Regions from separate parts of the Homo sapiens genome. Here all the other regions are linked to region 3. A link is a contact called in ENCODE Hi-C or POLR2A ChIA-PET data. All regions are on one chromosome and are shown on one strand. Each heading gives the region's core, a stretch centred on a gene start or an enhancer-like site at or near the end of the contact. The rest is flanking DNA. Distances are from core to core; before and after follow the strand shown.

Region 1 (4,730 bases), core at 798-3,297, 2.7 Mb after region 3:
CTTTTGTAGAGACAGGGTTTCACCATGTTGCCTCAAACTCCTAGGCTCAAGCGATCCTCCTACCTCAGCCTCCCAAAGTGCTAGGATTGCAGGCAAGAGCCACCACGCCTGGCCCAGCTGTCCACTCACCCTTTAAAAATGGATTGCAACCATCCTTAATTTCCCCAGAATTATGTGTCCCACTTTGTTTCTGAAGCTCAGCGCATACCTGTTTATCACATACACTGTAATTACTGATGTCCTTGTTGTTCAAGTTATGTCCTTGATGTCCAAGTTATATTTTGGTAAATTCCTTAAGGATCATGTTTTATTTGACTTTATATCTGCAGCAATTAGTGTAGTTCCTGACAAATAGGAACCACTATTCCCTTCACTATTTCAATAAATGTTGAATGAATATTTTATACACAGCTAACCAAAGGGCTTGTACCATATGCCCTACTAATTTTATTCTAAGAAAGCACGATGTTCAAATATATTTGAAAAACAGCAGATATTTCAACAATAAACATGTTAATTCTGCTTGGGTCATATGTAATGCCCATGAGAAGAACAAGCATAAATACAGACTCTCTACATAAAGATAATAGCTCATCCTTACTAAGCACTTAAGCTGTGCCATTTACTCTGCTAAGCAATTTACAATTATTTGATTTAATCCAATGACATAACTCTCTGCGGGTTAAGTTCTATTATTTGCCTTATTTTACAAGATATGGGGAAACTGAGCACTAGAGAAATTACATAACCTCAAGATCTCACAAGTAGTAAGCAGTAGTGCCAGGGTTTCAACCCAGACTTCCTGACTCTGGAGCCTCCACTCTTAATTACATGAAACTCAGACTTCTTGGCGGTAAGTGATGCTTCCGAGATGCTTAATGTGGTACTCTGACCCGCAATGAGTGAGCTTCAATGAGAAAAACTATGGATGGACCAACAGCACGTTTTCCCATATTCTATCAAATCGTGAAGATACCAAACTATGAAAGGGTCTACCTGCAAATTAAGTCCTTGAAGACAAGTATATGTATATCCGGGGTTTTCTTCCACATGCTTTCAACACACTACACTTTTGCTCTGGACACAATATCTTAAAAATAAATAAATAAAGCTTTGGCTTTTAATATGAACACAGTAATTATTTTTCTATTACGACCTGAAAACCTAAATACTTAAATACAAAGTCAGCATTTCCAAGACAGCCAAGAGCCAAGAATTAAAAAAAAAAAAAAATTAAGGCCGCATTTATAGTTTTGAGGAATGGAGATCCAAACAAAACAGTCCACAAGTCATCTTGGACGCTGAAGTGTGCAGAACTGCTAGGGCATCTACCCAATCACATGGGGGAATTGCGGGTACCTTGATACCGACAAGTTAGCTTCAAAGTTCCCTTACCCGAGCCTCTAAATCAGCTGAGACCAATCATTGTTAACGCTCTCCGGGGCCGTCTTGAGGACTCCCAGTTGGCAATCTGGAACGTGTCCAGAACTTGGTGGGGCGGGGGGGGGATCATATTTCGTGGAGAATGGGGGAGGTGAGCCCTGGGTATAGGGATAACTTTTTAACTAGCGTTAATTGGGGTCTTTGCGGCCAGGCTGTAAAGATTCCCGCCACACTAATATGAATCAGCCATGGCCTTTTAATTGGAACGCCGGAACTCTGCCTTGTTTTATTAATATCTTAATAACACGTTTCTATAATGGACATGTTGGTTCCTTGTATTTTAAAACGCAGCCACAAACTGAGGCGATAGCGATCACGTTATGCAGTCCCCAATCGTCCAAGCCGAATAGGCTGCATGAAGTATCACTCAAAAACATTCATTACCGTCGGTGTGTTGAGTGGTAACGCCAGTGTGCGAATTCATTAATGGAAATCACGGGACCCCGAGCGGTTGGAGATCTGCCACACCCCTCTGCCTGCGTTAAGACAGCCTGACCCGACCTCTGGTAAATTAATGCGCAAAATGGCGGTTGCACGTCTGTTTCCCCACCCCGGCGCACAATCCTGAGGAAGGACGTCACGTCACCAGGGCAACGACGCTCTTGCGTAAAGGCCCGGCCCAAGGGAACGTTCAGGGCGTCTCGGCTTTCCCCGCTGCTGCTTCTGCTAGGCCCAGTGCGAGACCAGAGCACGAGCGACTCCCGTCGTCCCCGGCCAGGCAGATGTTGGCCTAGTCCTGGCGCGAACGAAGCGCGCTATTTCCCTGCTTCCTCTAGGCCAAGCCTGCTTTACGGCAGGGCCCGCCTCGGGAGCGAGCACAGACCGGGGCAGCGAGGCCAGCCAGGCGCCGACGAGGTCCCCGAACGCGCACGCGCTCCGTTCAGCTCCGGGTGGCGGCCGCCGGAGTAGACGTTAGCCATGGAAACCGAGAGCTGGCCCGGGCGGGGCCGCGGTGAGCTCGTTATTCGGCCGCCGCAGCTTTTCTGCCTCCGCATTCGGGCACTAACCAACCTCCCGGCGGGAGCGCCCAGCCCGAGTTTACCTGCAAAAATGCGGTCCCTGGGATGCCTTCGCGTCTTCTCTTCCCTCGGGTGACTTGAGGTACGTTCGTTGTCCGACGTCCACCTCGGGACTTCTTCGGCATCTTAATGTCCAAGCCTGTGCGGAGAGCCAAGTTGTTCTAGGGGCTTTCATTGCCACAAGAAACATATTTTTCGTTTTTCGTTGCAAAACCTTTAAGTGCAATTATTGCGCTTAATGAACTCAGTCATTAGAGATAGTAATTCAGTGTGATTTTAACTTTCCTTTGAAAGACTACTTTAGCCTGTTGAATTGTAGCATTTTGTTTCTAAGAGACTCGTACGAAATGGAATATGGCACACCCACCCGGAGCTGTGTCCGTTAGGTAGAACTGTACTCTCGCAATATCTCCAACTAAACCTCTTTTGTCCGAATTGTTCAACTCATGGCCCCCTGAACGTGAAGCGCTCCTTCCCCACTGATCTCGACCTCTGTCCCCACAACCTCTTGTCTCTCCAGGACCAGAATTTACTCCAGTGAATCGGAAGTTGTTTTCCATGCCGCTGAATTGGTTATCTGCTCTGTATCCATCATTTTTCACTTACTCATTTTTTACTATTTTTAGGTGTTTGTTTTCTTCATTAAATCATTCCTGCAGTTAGGGCAAAGACTGCCCTTCATGTTATTTGGTATCCACCGCCACTCACGCCAAATCCCCAGACCTTTAGCATAGCATCCAGTTCAGATGTTGCCTTTTCACGAATTTAACTGTTTGTAGCATCTGTTGGCTGCTCCTAAATTTCCTACTTAAAGAGCTGCCTTCTAATTATTAACTGCTGTGGAAAATACCAATCAGGGAAGCTTTTTCTTTTTTAAGAGCTTTATTGAGATGTAATTTACATTCAATACAATTCACCCATTTATAGAATTGTGCAACCCTTACCACAGTCAAGTTTGGAACATTTTCATCACCCCAAAAAGAAACCTTTTACCCTCAGCAGTCACCACCTCCCTCCCCCCATTATCCTTACCCCACCAGCCATAAGCAATTACTAATCTGTTTTCTGTCCCCATAAATTTGCTTATTTTGGACATTTCACATAGACGGGAAAATACAATATGTGGCCTTTTGTAACGGGCTTTCACTTAGTGTGTTTTCAAGGTTCAGCCATGTTGTAGAATGTATGAGTACTTCATTCCTTTTTATAGTCTAATTTCATTGTGTGGATATATCACATTTATCCATTCATTGATGGACATTTGGGTTGTTTTCATTTTTTGGCTGTTAGTAATATTTCTTCTATGAATCTTTTGTGTACAGATTTTTGTGTAGACATATATGTTTTTATCTCTGTTGGGTGTATACCTGAGAGTAGAATTACTGGGTTATATGGTAACTCTATGTTTAGCCTTTTGAGGAACTGCTAGACTGTTTCCCAAAGGAGCTGTATCATTTTACATAACCACCAGATATGTTTGAGGGTTCTGATTTCTCCACAGTCTCATGAATACTTATTATTGTCTGCCATTTTTATTTTAGCCAGTCAAGGAGGTTTGAAATGGTACCTCATTATGGTTTCAGTTTGTGTTTTTCTAATGAGTAATGATGTTGAGTATCATTTTATATTTTCTGTGCTTATTAACCATTTGTATATCATCTTTGGAGAAATGTCTGTTCATATCCTTTGCTCATTTTTTAAAGATTGGATTATTTGATTTCTCATTATTGAATTGTAAGAGTTCTTTATATAGTCTAGCTATAAGTCATATATATATATGATTTGCACAAATTTTCTTCCATTCTATAGGTTGTTCTCACTTTCATGATGGTGAGAACCTTGTTTTTTAAACAGTTTCTCACTTGTCTTGTGAAAGGGTACTGGATACCAACCCCCTCATGCTGGCTTAGCCATCAAAAGCGTCCCATTTTTACACTTTGTAGATTCCTCTTGGACCCACTTTTCTCCAAAGAACCCTATTCCCCCAAGTTATCCTTCCAGTTCTCTAGCATCAAAACAAAATTCGCTTTCATTTGGCAGTTGTTAGTCCAAACTGCACCATTTTGTAAGTCCCCCAGCATTTTGCAGACCTTGGTCAAAGTGACACATTCCAGGCGAGTTTGGGCTGTGAGAAACATCCTGCCTAACCACCTGACCACAACACACAAGAACATCCTTATCATACCCTGCTAAGCAAAGGCCCAACTGAAGGAACGTCCCTATCATACCCTGCAACTGGAACAAAGGGCCAAACCACCTGATCATAGG
Region 2 (4,560 bases), core at 1,418-3,917, 2.9 Mb after region 3:
TGAACATCCCAAATATGTGTAGAGGCCCGGCAAAGTCTTACAGTTCAGAAGAGAACTTTCAATCCTCTTTTTTCAATGTTATTTTCCCCTTCTATCTGTCCCCCCTTCTTAGCATAAGGTTTAATAAAAGGGGATATGATGATATTAAACATATTTAATCAGACAATATTGATATCTTTTTAAAATATTAATCTTATAACCCATGAGTTTCCTAGTTCATACCAAAATGTCCCTGCAAGCTGTATTCAGAAATAAATAGTAGGAAGGTGCTGCTTTATCGGCAGTCTGTACAATGCGTAGACTCCTTAAAAATTTCTTTCTGTTCATATTTTCTATTTCTCTCCCTCTTCTTCTACAATTGACCCAGATTCTCCAAGTGCAGAACAGAGAGAAGAAAGGTGTGGAAGCCTAAAGGAAGGAAGCAGAAAGATAGGCAGGCATTTCAAGTTTTCTATGGTCCACTACCGTCACTAGTGACCCAGCTTCTGCTTATAAATAAGAAAATTTGTCTTTTAAGAGCACTCTAAATGGTTGCCATATGAGCTTTTGTAGTTCAGAATGTTAATGAGTCCACCAGCATGCTACTCATGCTGTTACTTGCCTGGAGTATTAAGGATTCCAAGAAGGTAGCGTTTCAAAGATCTCTGATCTAATTTCTTTTTTTGGGGGGTCGGGGAGATATGTGGAGAATTAGGAAATGTATCCTCAGATGATACTGAGACCAAATGCATAGTGAATTTTATTTTTATTTTGTATATGTGGAAATGATCCACGATCATCTTCTAAGGAATTCTGGCCGGGAACAGTGGCTCACGACTGTAATCCCAGCACTTTGGGAGGCCGAGGAGGGTGGATCACGAGGTCAGGAAACCGAGACCATCCTGGCCAACACGGTGAAACCCTGTCTGAACTAAAAATACAAAAAAATTAGCCAGGCGTGGTGGCAGGCGCCTGTAGTCCCAGCTACTCGGGAGGCTGAGGCAGGAGAATGGCATGAACCCGGGAGGCGGAGCTTGCAGTGAGCCGAGATTGTGCCACTGTACTAGCCTGGATGAAAGAGCGAGACTCTGTCTCAAAAAAAAAAAAAAAAAAAAAAAAAAAAGTGAAGGAAACAGAACCTTCCCCAAAGTCATGTTGAGAAAATTAGAGATGGCTTTTTACAACTTTAAAAGCAGCAGCTAAATATTTGCTGAATGCCAGAAAGAATAAATAGGTTGCTTTTGATCTAAGAGTTGGGGCAACAAAATGGTTTAGGAGATAGAAAGTAGTAGGGTGCAAATTGCTATAGTGAGCTCCTCAAGTAAAATAGAGAGGCCTTCAACATAAATTTACCTTTTTTACTGGCCAGAACTCAATTTGGCCAGTAAAAGAACCTGCCTTCTACAATGAAGTCTTTGGTTTGTGTGTGCATCAGAACATCTTTTAAAAATACGGACTTTTCTTCTAACTTCTTTTCCTGCGAATGTGGTGTAGGTCAAATTCGTGAACTGGTTAAGCCGCTGACAAGAGAGGGAAGGGCACCCCAGCCAATGGGAACCCGTGCTGGTGATGTACTGCTCCTAGGCTGCGATTCATTGGCTGCCTAGGGTTTGTCATTCTATCCCCGGCGTCTGCAAGCAGCGTGGGTCGGGTTTTCCAGCTAGCTAAACTGGATTTTGGCCGCTGGCACGTGCAGTTTCTATTAACTTTAGCTCATCTCTACCTCTTAATAGAAGCAGCTGTTATGTTTCTGATTATTCTCCTGATTTTGAAAAATCCTGTTCCCTTAACCTACCTCATTGGAGGTCGTTGGAGGTCCCCTGGGACAGAACCACGTGATTATCTAACATGTGCAAATAAATACAATGTGGAATCCCCTGAACTATAGAGGGAAAACCTGCCAGAAACTCAGAGCATGTGCCCCGTGCGTGAATCAGTTGCACTCGCACATTGGTGGGCGGTGGTAGCGTGCTTGTGTCTCTGCCCTTTGGGTCGCGAGGTGTGTGGCCGTGGCACCTGCTTGGGCTTCCTGGGGTCACTGGGAGAGGAAGGCTCTGGAGGAGTGGGACTCTGGGGTAGGGGGGTCTGGCAGCTGCCTGGGACCCACCATGGGTTCGAAGGGCAGCGGCCAGACCGCGACGGCGCCCAAGAAGGGTGGACAGCTTCGGGTCTGTGCTCGGGGCTGCGTGTACACCATCTTCGCAGGGAGTGGGGTTTGTATCTGCAGGCAGGTAGAAGAGCCAGGGCTCCGGGCGCGGACGCCGTAGGGGTAGCTTCCGAGTCCCTACTTGGCCAAGGGCCGGCACGGAGGGGCTGTCGATCTACTGGGCACCTAATAGCCGCACATTCTGTCCAGTCCCTGGCGCCGGAACGTGAAGGCCCGGGTCCTGGCTGCTATCCGGGATCCGGACGCTCCCTTCGGCTTCGGCCTGGTGCTCCAGGCCGTAAGGCAAAGGCGGCGGCAGCAGCAGCGGCAGAGAAAGAAGCTGGGTAAGGCAGTGACGTCATCTGTGGCGGCCCCTCCCCCGCCCGCCAGCCCTCACCGCAGTTCCTGCCCAACGACATCCGGGTCTCTGTAGCTGCGCGCCGCGCCGCAGCTGTAGCGGCGGCGGAGCCAGCGGGGCGGGGCGAGCGGAGGGGTGGGGGAGGGGCGACGCGGTCGTGAGCGCGCCTGCGCGGGGCCGCGCTAGAGGCGGCGGCGGCGGCGGTGGCGGCGCTAGGGACGGGAGCGCGCGCGGGAGCTAGAGAGCAGTGGTCTCGGCGCTCGTCCGGCCCGCAGCTTCGGGTCCTCAGGCGGCTGTTGCTCCGGAACGGGTGGTTGGGGAGGGGGGGGTGGGGGGACTCTAGACAGCTGAGGCGCGAAAGCGATGAGTCCTCGGCTCTTCCTCCTCCTTCTCCGGGACCCGCTCTCTGCCTCCCTCTCCAACGCCCGGATGATCTGAGCCGCGAGGGCGCCGACAGCCGGGGGCCCGGACGCAGCCCGGCTCCTCCCCTCCTCCGCCCCTTCCCCAGCCTGACCTGGCCCGCCGCTGCAGCGGTGACCCCTCCCCCGGCTGCCGCCGTCGCCGCCGCGGTGACCCCCTCCCCGGCTGCCGCCGCCGCCGCCTCGGCCGACCAGGGACCTGCCCGCCTGCGGCTGCTCCGGGTAAGTGCGGCGCTCGGGCCGACGGCGGGCTGGCGGGCGGTGCGGGCCTGCGCGGCGGCGGCGGCGGGCAGGCCTGGGGCCTGTAAACAAGCCGGGCGTCTGCCCGGGCGCTCCCGGGAGGAGACGCGACAACTCCACCCCCTGGCCGGCCTCCTCCCCCGAGCCGGGCGGCGGACGGCGAGGGGTTAACGCTCGGCGAGGGCGGTGGCGGGGAGGCGGGGGCGGGGTGTTAGTTGCGGTGGCGCGGGGAGGGGGCGCGACCCTCTGGCCGTCCGCGGCCGAGATGGGTGTTTGTGGCGGCGAAGCAGGCGACGGCCGCAGGCCGGCCTGGCCGGAGAGCGGCCTGCAGAACTTTTCCCGAGCGGGGAGGGGGCGTCCCCGCGCCCCCACCCGCTCGGGCGCGCCGCCCCGGCTGTCCTGGGCTTCAGCCCCTGGGAGGGAGGCGGGGAGACTTCCTTTGAACCGGGCTTAGCCTCGAAAAACCTAATTCTGTAGAAATTGCTTAAGGTTTTACAGGGGGCAGGGCTGAGAGACTCCTTCAGAACTCAAGTCAGTGAGTGATGCCTCTAGTTCATTCATTATTAAGGCATCGAACAAATCCATTGAAGTAAATTCCGATTTCTTATCCTTTTAACTACGTAAATCGGGTAAAACTTCTTGATGTTAGAGCTTGGTTGAGGTATGGTTCTGTTCTGCTTGTAGATTTTAAATAAACTTGGAGCCTTTTCTTGAAAGACAGCTGGCTGTGGAGAGCCTTCTACCAACTGCAGTTTTAGATACGTTTTGAAAATTTCATCACCTGAGGTATTTTTCTTCTCTCCTGAAACACCACATGGTACAAATCCACAAAAGTCATGCTTCAGTTGTCCAAGCCATGGGATCTGTGTGCTAGCCCCACCTCCCCGCAAGTTTCCTGCTCATTGGAATAATGAGCTGAATGTGTTTTAAGAAGTGGTTGGAAGAGTATGAGAGATAGGTATCATTTTCTCAAAGGAAATGATTTTGACATTATTGAGAGAAATTAGACATTTTAACAATTGTTTTGTAAAACAGTCTTTTCAAACTTGCACGTTGGGGTTTTAAACACAACCACTTTACATGTGTTGCGCTCCGAAAAGTGGAGGGATTTGTTGAAACACTACTCTGCTGAGACTTAGGGTTCCAGAGCACTTGGGAATTTAGCATAGCTTGGTCCCCAACTCTCTTTGAAACACTTTACTTTTATACTTTTATCTTGCTACATATTGGGCCTTTTCCAAAGATTGTATTTCTGTAACTCCTTATTTTACAAATGAGAAAATTGAAAATAAGGAGATTCTCTATTCTTAGATGCTGCTTTTACTGACTTAATGCTTTCTTTACCAATAAATAATTTGAAGCACAAAGTAACATTTCCTAGTGTTATAGTTTTGTTCTTGTTATGTGTAACTTATATG
Region 3 (4,466 bases), core at 578-3,077:
CTCTCCACCAAGAGTAGAGTCTATTTCCCCTCCTGTCAAAACTGGATATAATTTTGTGTCTGCCTAGATACAATGCAGCAGAACTGACACTACATAACTTGTTTTTTGTTTCTTTTTGATGAGAGGGAGTCTCCCTGTGTTGCCCAGGCTGGAGTGCAGTGGCGCAATCTCGGCTTACTGCAACCTCCGCCTCCCGGGTTCAAGTGATTCTCCTCAGCCTCCTGAGTAGCTGGGACTACAGGCATGAGCTACCACGCCCGGCTAATTTTTGTATTTTTCGGCAGAGATGAGGTTTCACTGTGTTGGCCAGGCTGGTCTCGAACTCCTGGCCTCAAGAGATCCTCCCGCCTGGGCCTCCCAAAATGCCAGGATTACAGGCGTGAGGCACCGCACCTGGCTAGAGACTACATGACTTCTAAGGCTAGGTTATAATGGGTAATATGCTTCTGATTGACTTTCTCGCACGATACTTGCCGTGGAACCCAGCCACCAGGCTGTGACAAAGCCCAAACCAATCAATGCTAAAAGACCACCGGGAGAGGTCTACATGGACTAGAACTGAGGCCTCCAGCCTTTATCCTGCATCAACCATCAGCGGTGAAAGTGAAGTTTTCAAATAATTCTACTCCTCAGCCTTAGAGTCTTCCAACTGAAGCTCTACGCATAATGGAGTAGAGAAAAGCCATCCCAGTTGTGCTCTGTCTGGATTTCAGAGGCACAGAATCTGCGAGCATAATAAATACTTTATACATAGAGTTTAGATTACGGCAAAAAGTTGCAAACGTGTTCCGTCATAGAATTATATATTGAAAACGTCCATCTGCGGCACACCAGACCAGCTCTATAAATCAGGTTTTTAACAAAACCGAATTTGTTCAGTGAGCGGGTGAGTTACACTACCTGTCTCAGCTCAGACCTGCCGGGAGTCAATTGTGGACTAGAGCAGAAGGCGCCCAGCCACAAGCTCAAGTTCTATCCCCTTTGCACTCGATAGGCAGATCCCCTGGGAGGATCAGGCCACCTGTTTACCAGTGCTTCCTAACCTATTTGTGTCACAAGTTTAGGAGTGTGCTTCTTAGCCCTGGTCACTCTCTTTCACCACCTCTCTCTAACCCTTCCCCAGGTGTGCTAGCAATTGCCCAACACCTGTCAGTCACTTTTGCCTCCAATTTTACTGGGTGCGAGGAGCAGAGTAAGGAGGGAGAGGAAGAGGGCTGACTCCCTTGCCTCAAAGTGGCAAGGGCCAGCTGAACTTAATTCACACTGCAAACCACCACGTTTCGACAGCCATCCCCATATTTTCACAGCTCAAATCTTCCTTTCTTTTTCGGTCGGCTTCTCTGATTTGCTCCATTTTTAATCGCTCCTCCCCCATCCTCCTTGCCCCTGGTCAGGGCAAACATTAAACGCTGTGCAGCTTTAAAAGGGCATTTTTAGGTGACTTGTAAACGGCTTGTTCCACAGGCCCCGAATTGGCGAGATTCGCTACAGCTCGGAGTGCGCGGTAGACTTTAAGCAGGGAGCGCCTGCCCGGTCCATCCCTCCCCGGCCCCGCGTGGCAAGCACCGCAGGTTGAGGCGCCCCCAAACCGAGGAAGAGGGTTTGGGAGCCTGTGACTCCAAAGCCCTCTGCAACTTCCCGGCCCCACAGCCCCACCCACTAGCACGCGGCCTTCCCCGCAGCCCGCAGGAGACACCTTTGTCCCCGCCCCTCCACAGGTCACCTCCCTCCACGCCCCTCTCTCTTGGCCCGGGCAGCCGGCAGGCAGGGAAGTGTCGTAAAGCCAGGCCCAGGAAACTTTACCCGGCCTAACAGCTGAGGCGCTTTACGGCGACGGCGGCTGAGTGAGAACCTTGGCGGCTGTGGAGGCTGCCGCGGCTGCGAAGGAGGCGGCGGCGGTGGCGGAGGAAGAGGAGTGGCGGCAGCGGCGGCGGGGACCCGTGCGGGGTGAGCCGTGAGGAGGGGCCGCGAGTGACAGGGCTGGCGGGTGGGCCCGGGCGGACGGGGACGGTGGCCGGCTGAGCAGCTGGGCGGCGCTGAAGAGCGGGGGGGTGGCGGGGAATTGGGGGGCAGCTCCGTGAGGGACGGTTTCTGCCTTTGTTCCCCCCACCTCGGCCGCCCCCCATCCGTCGCCCCCTGTTCTCCGCGCTCCTCGGCCGGGTTTCATGGCCTCCCCTCTCGGTCTGTGTCGCTTCTAGGATGGCGGAGGTACCGCCTGGGCCTAGCAGCCTCCTCCCACCACCAGCACCTCCGGCCCCGGCGGCGGTCGAGCCCCGCTGTCCCTTCCCGGCGGGGGCCGCCCTCGCCTGCTGCAGCGAGGACGAGGAGGACGACGAAGAGCACGAAGGCGGCGGCAGCAGGAGCCCGGCGGGCGGAGAGTCGGCGACGGTGGCGGCCAAGGGGCATCCGTGCCTCCGCTGCCCTCAGCCGCCGCAGGAGCAGCAGCAGCTCAACGGATTGATTAGCCCCGAACTGCGGCACCTCCGGGCGGCCGCCTCCCTCAAGAGCAAGGTCCTGAGCGTAGCAGAGGTGGCCGCGACCACAGCCACCCCTGACGGAGGCCCCAGAGCGACTGCAACAAAAGGAGCCGGGGTACACTCGGGCGAGAGGCCCCCTCACTCCCTCTCTAGTAATGCAAGAACTGCGGTCCCCAGCCCGGTGGAGGCAGCGGCGGCGAGCGATCCCGCGGCGGCCCGCAATGGACTGGCCGAGGGCACCGAGCAGGAGGAGGAGGAGGAAGACGAGCAGGTGCGGCTGCTGTCTTCGTCCCTGACCGCCGACTGCAGCTTAAGAAGCCCTTCGGGCAGGGAGGTTGAGCCTGGGGAGGATCGGACGATACGATATGTCCGATATGAATCCGAGCTACAAATGCCCGATATCATGAGACTGATCACCAAAGATCTGTCCGAACCCTACTCCATTTATACCTATAGATATTTTATCCACAACTGGCCACAGCTGTGCTTCTTGGTAAGTGGATAGAATAAAAAGAGGGTGAACCCAGCAGTGATCGAGACTGTGCGGGGCAGGGAGTGAGGGCCCAGAATGTGGCAGTGGATATCTCCTGCTGCGTATCATAGTACGTTATATGATGTCAAGTGCTGTACACATTCCTAGTTATTTAATGAAATTGTTTTGAAGGTAAGACTTCATGATTCGGGTTAACGTGATACTAGTGTAACTGCAGCAAGCCTGTATGGTGGCGTGTTTCACTGGGGTGGGGGTCTTGTGTCTTGTTTACATTAGATTATAATCGTGTTTAACCGTCTTTAATTACCCGCCCGCATCCTCAAACACTTTACAGTCATTTAATTTGAACATGGTTCTGTTCAGATACAGGCCTTATTAGTCTCTCGATTACAACCATAATCAGGGAAGAGTGTATGCATAAACATGTTGTGGTGAACATGGATGTCAGCAAACTTGGTGTGGTCATATTGGAGAATTAAATCTTACAAGCATTTTCGGTAATTATGGAGATGTTTCTCTTTACTTCAACTGGACAATTAACAGTTGTAGCCAGCCTGCTTTCTGGTACTCCATTCCAGAAAGCGCTACTAACACTTCTGGTGGCTGAAAGACTCCTGAAACTTGAACAAAATACCCTTTTGTGGAATGTAGAAAACTTGTGTGAAATTGTTACCGATCTGATTTTTTTTTTTTTAATTTAAGAAACTGGTTGTAGATGTGGCCAAACACTAGTAACACTGGCTTGTGTAGAGTATAATTGACAATAATATTACACGTAAGTGAAAGACTTTTGGACGGTTTTTAAAAATTAACATAGTATTGGCAGTACCAGTAATTTCTTCACAATAATATTGACCCATTTCAGTCTGTATGAACCCTTTAACTTAAACGTTGACTGCAGGTGTATGCTTTGTATCATGTGCTCACAAGCATATTGTTTCTGTTGAATTTTACTACAGAAAGATGACATCCTTTTAAGGAATATTTTTTAATATGTGAAGGGAAAAGCCACCATTACTTAATGTTTTAGCATTGGCTTAGTTTCACTTGGTAATTCCCTGCAAGATATTTTGACAATACTTATCTTTTTGATTCTCTAGCTTGGTGATAATTTGAAAATGTAACCTGGGTATTGTAGATAATGGTAGTTCTATTTTCTGTCTTAACTTGCTTAAACTTCAATTCAGTACATTTGTTAAAACTGTGGGTACTACTTTATATTCTTGAAAACTGCTCTTTCAGTATTCTAAGCATTGTATCAGAATAGTTCTAAGACATGTCTGTGTCAATGAATATGAGAAAATGATTTATAGCACTATTATAAATGTCATATCAAATGCCACTGTAATTGCTAAAAATTGTAGATTTAGTTGTAAGTTAACCCACAGAAGTAGATGATTGAGTCACATTTCAAGTTGAAATAGATGTTTTTCTGTCAATTCCAGGAAATAGTTGTGTATATGATATTTAGTCAACTTTGAGTCCTGATAGTTACC

The links. Hi-C counts contacts between places; a loop is a spot of excess contacts on that map. ChIA-PET counts read pairs that join two places held with the same protein, here RNA polymerase II (POLR2A). Pooled maps may share reads with other maps.
Region 1: a map of naive thymus-derived CD4-positive, alpha-beta T cell shows a loop between it and region 3 (13-fold over the local background). The contact joins the promoter of PCNX4 here to the promoter of NAA30 in region 3. A Hi-C loop is called at or near these places in 2 of 168 maps with a recorded cell type or tissue (both naive thymus-derived CD4-positive, alpha-beta T cell), 1 of 37 single-sample maps with no recorded cell type and 15 of 50 pooled maps. POLR2A ChIA-PET finds 5 or more read pairs at or near these places in 1 of 52 experiments (AG04450).
Region 2: a loop to region 3 is called in a map of CD8-positive, alpha-beta T cell, with 33 times the contacts of the local background. The contact joins the promoter of PPM1A here to the promoter of NAA30 in region 3. A Hi-C loop is called at or near these places in 1 of 168 maps with a recorded cell type or tissue (CD8-positive, alpha-beta T cell) and 14 of 50 pooled maps. POLR2A ChIA-PET finds 5 or more read pairs at or near these places in 1 of 52 experiments (CD4-positive, alpha-beta T cell).

The regions. Positions count from the first base shown.
Region 1 is chr14:60,089,876-60,094,605 of GRCh38, forward strand. It overlaps PCNX4 (pecanex 4), which reads left to right and starts at 2,048. Exons shown (of 11, transcript NM_001330177.2): 1 at 2,048-2,544. It overlaps PCNX4-DT (PCNX4 divergent transcript), which reads right to left and starts at 1,871. Exons shown (of 5, transcript XR_943918.4): 1 at 1,828-1,871. RefSeq lists enhancers at 1,869-1,998, 2,089-2,278, 2,242-2,875, 4,456-4,730, 4,533-4,730 and a silencer at 4,456-4,730.
Region 2 is chr14:60,246,554-60,251,113 of GRCh38, forward strand. It overlaps PPM1A (protein phosphatase, Mg2+/Mn2+ dependent 1A), which reads left to right and starts at 2,668. Exons shown (of 6, transcript NM_021003.5): 1 at 2,668-3,124. RefSeq lists enhancers at 1,222-1,471, 2,014-2,742, 2,052-2,101, 2,162-2,511 and silencers at 2,612-2,711, 2,912-3,651.
Region 3 is chr14:57,388,759-57,393,224 of GRCh38, forward strand. NAA30 (N-alpha-acetyltransferase 30, NatC catalytic subunit) reads left to right here and starts at 1,828. Exons shown (of 5, transcript NM_001011713.3): 1 at 1,828-1,947; 2 at 2,199-2,970. The coding sequence starts at 2,200. RefSeq lists an enhancer at 1,812-2,807 and silencers at 1,936-2,075, 2,206-2,355.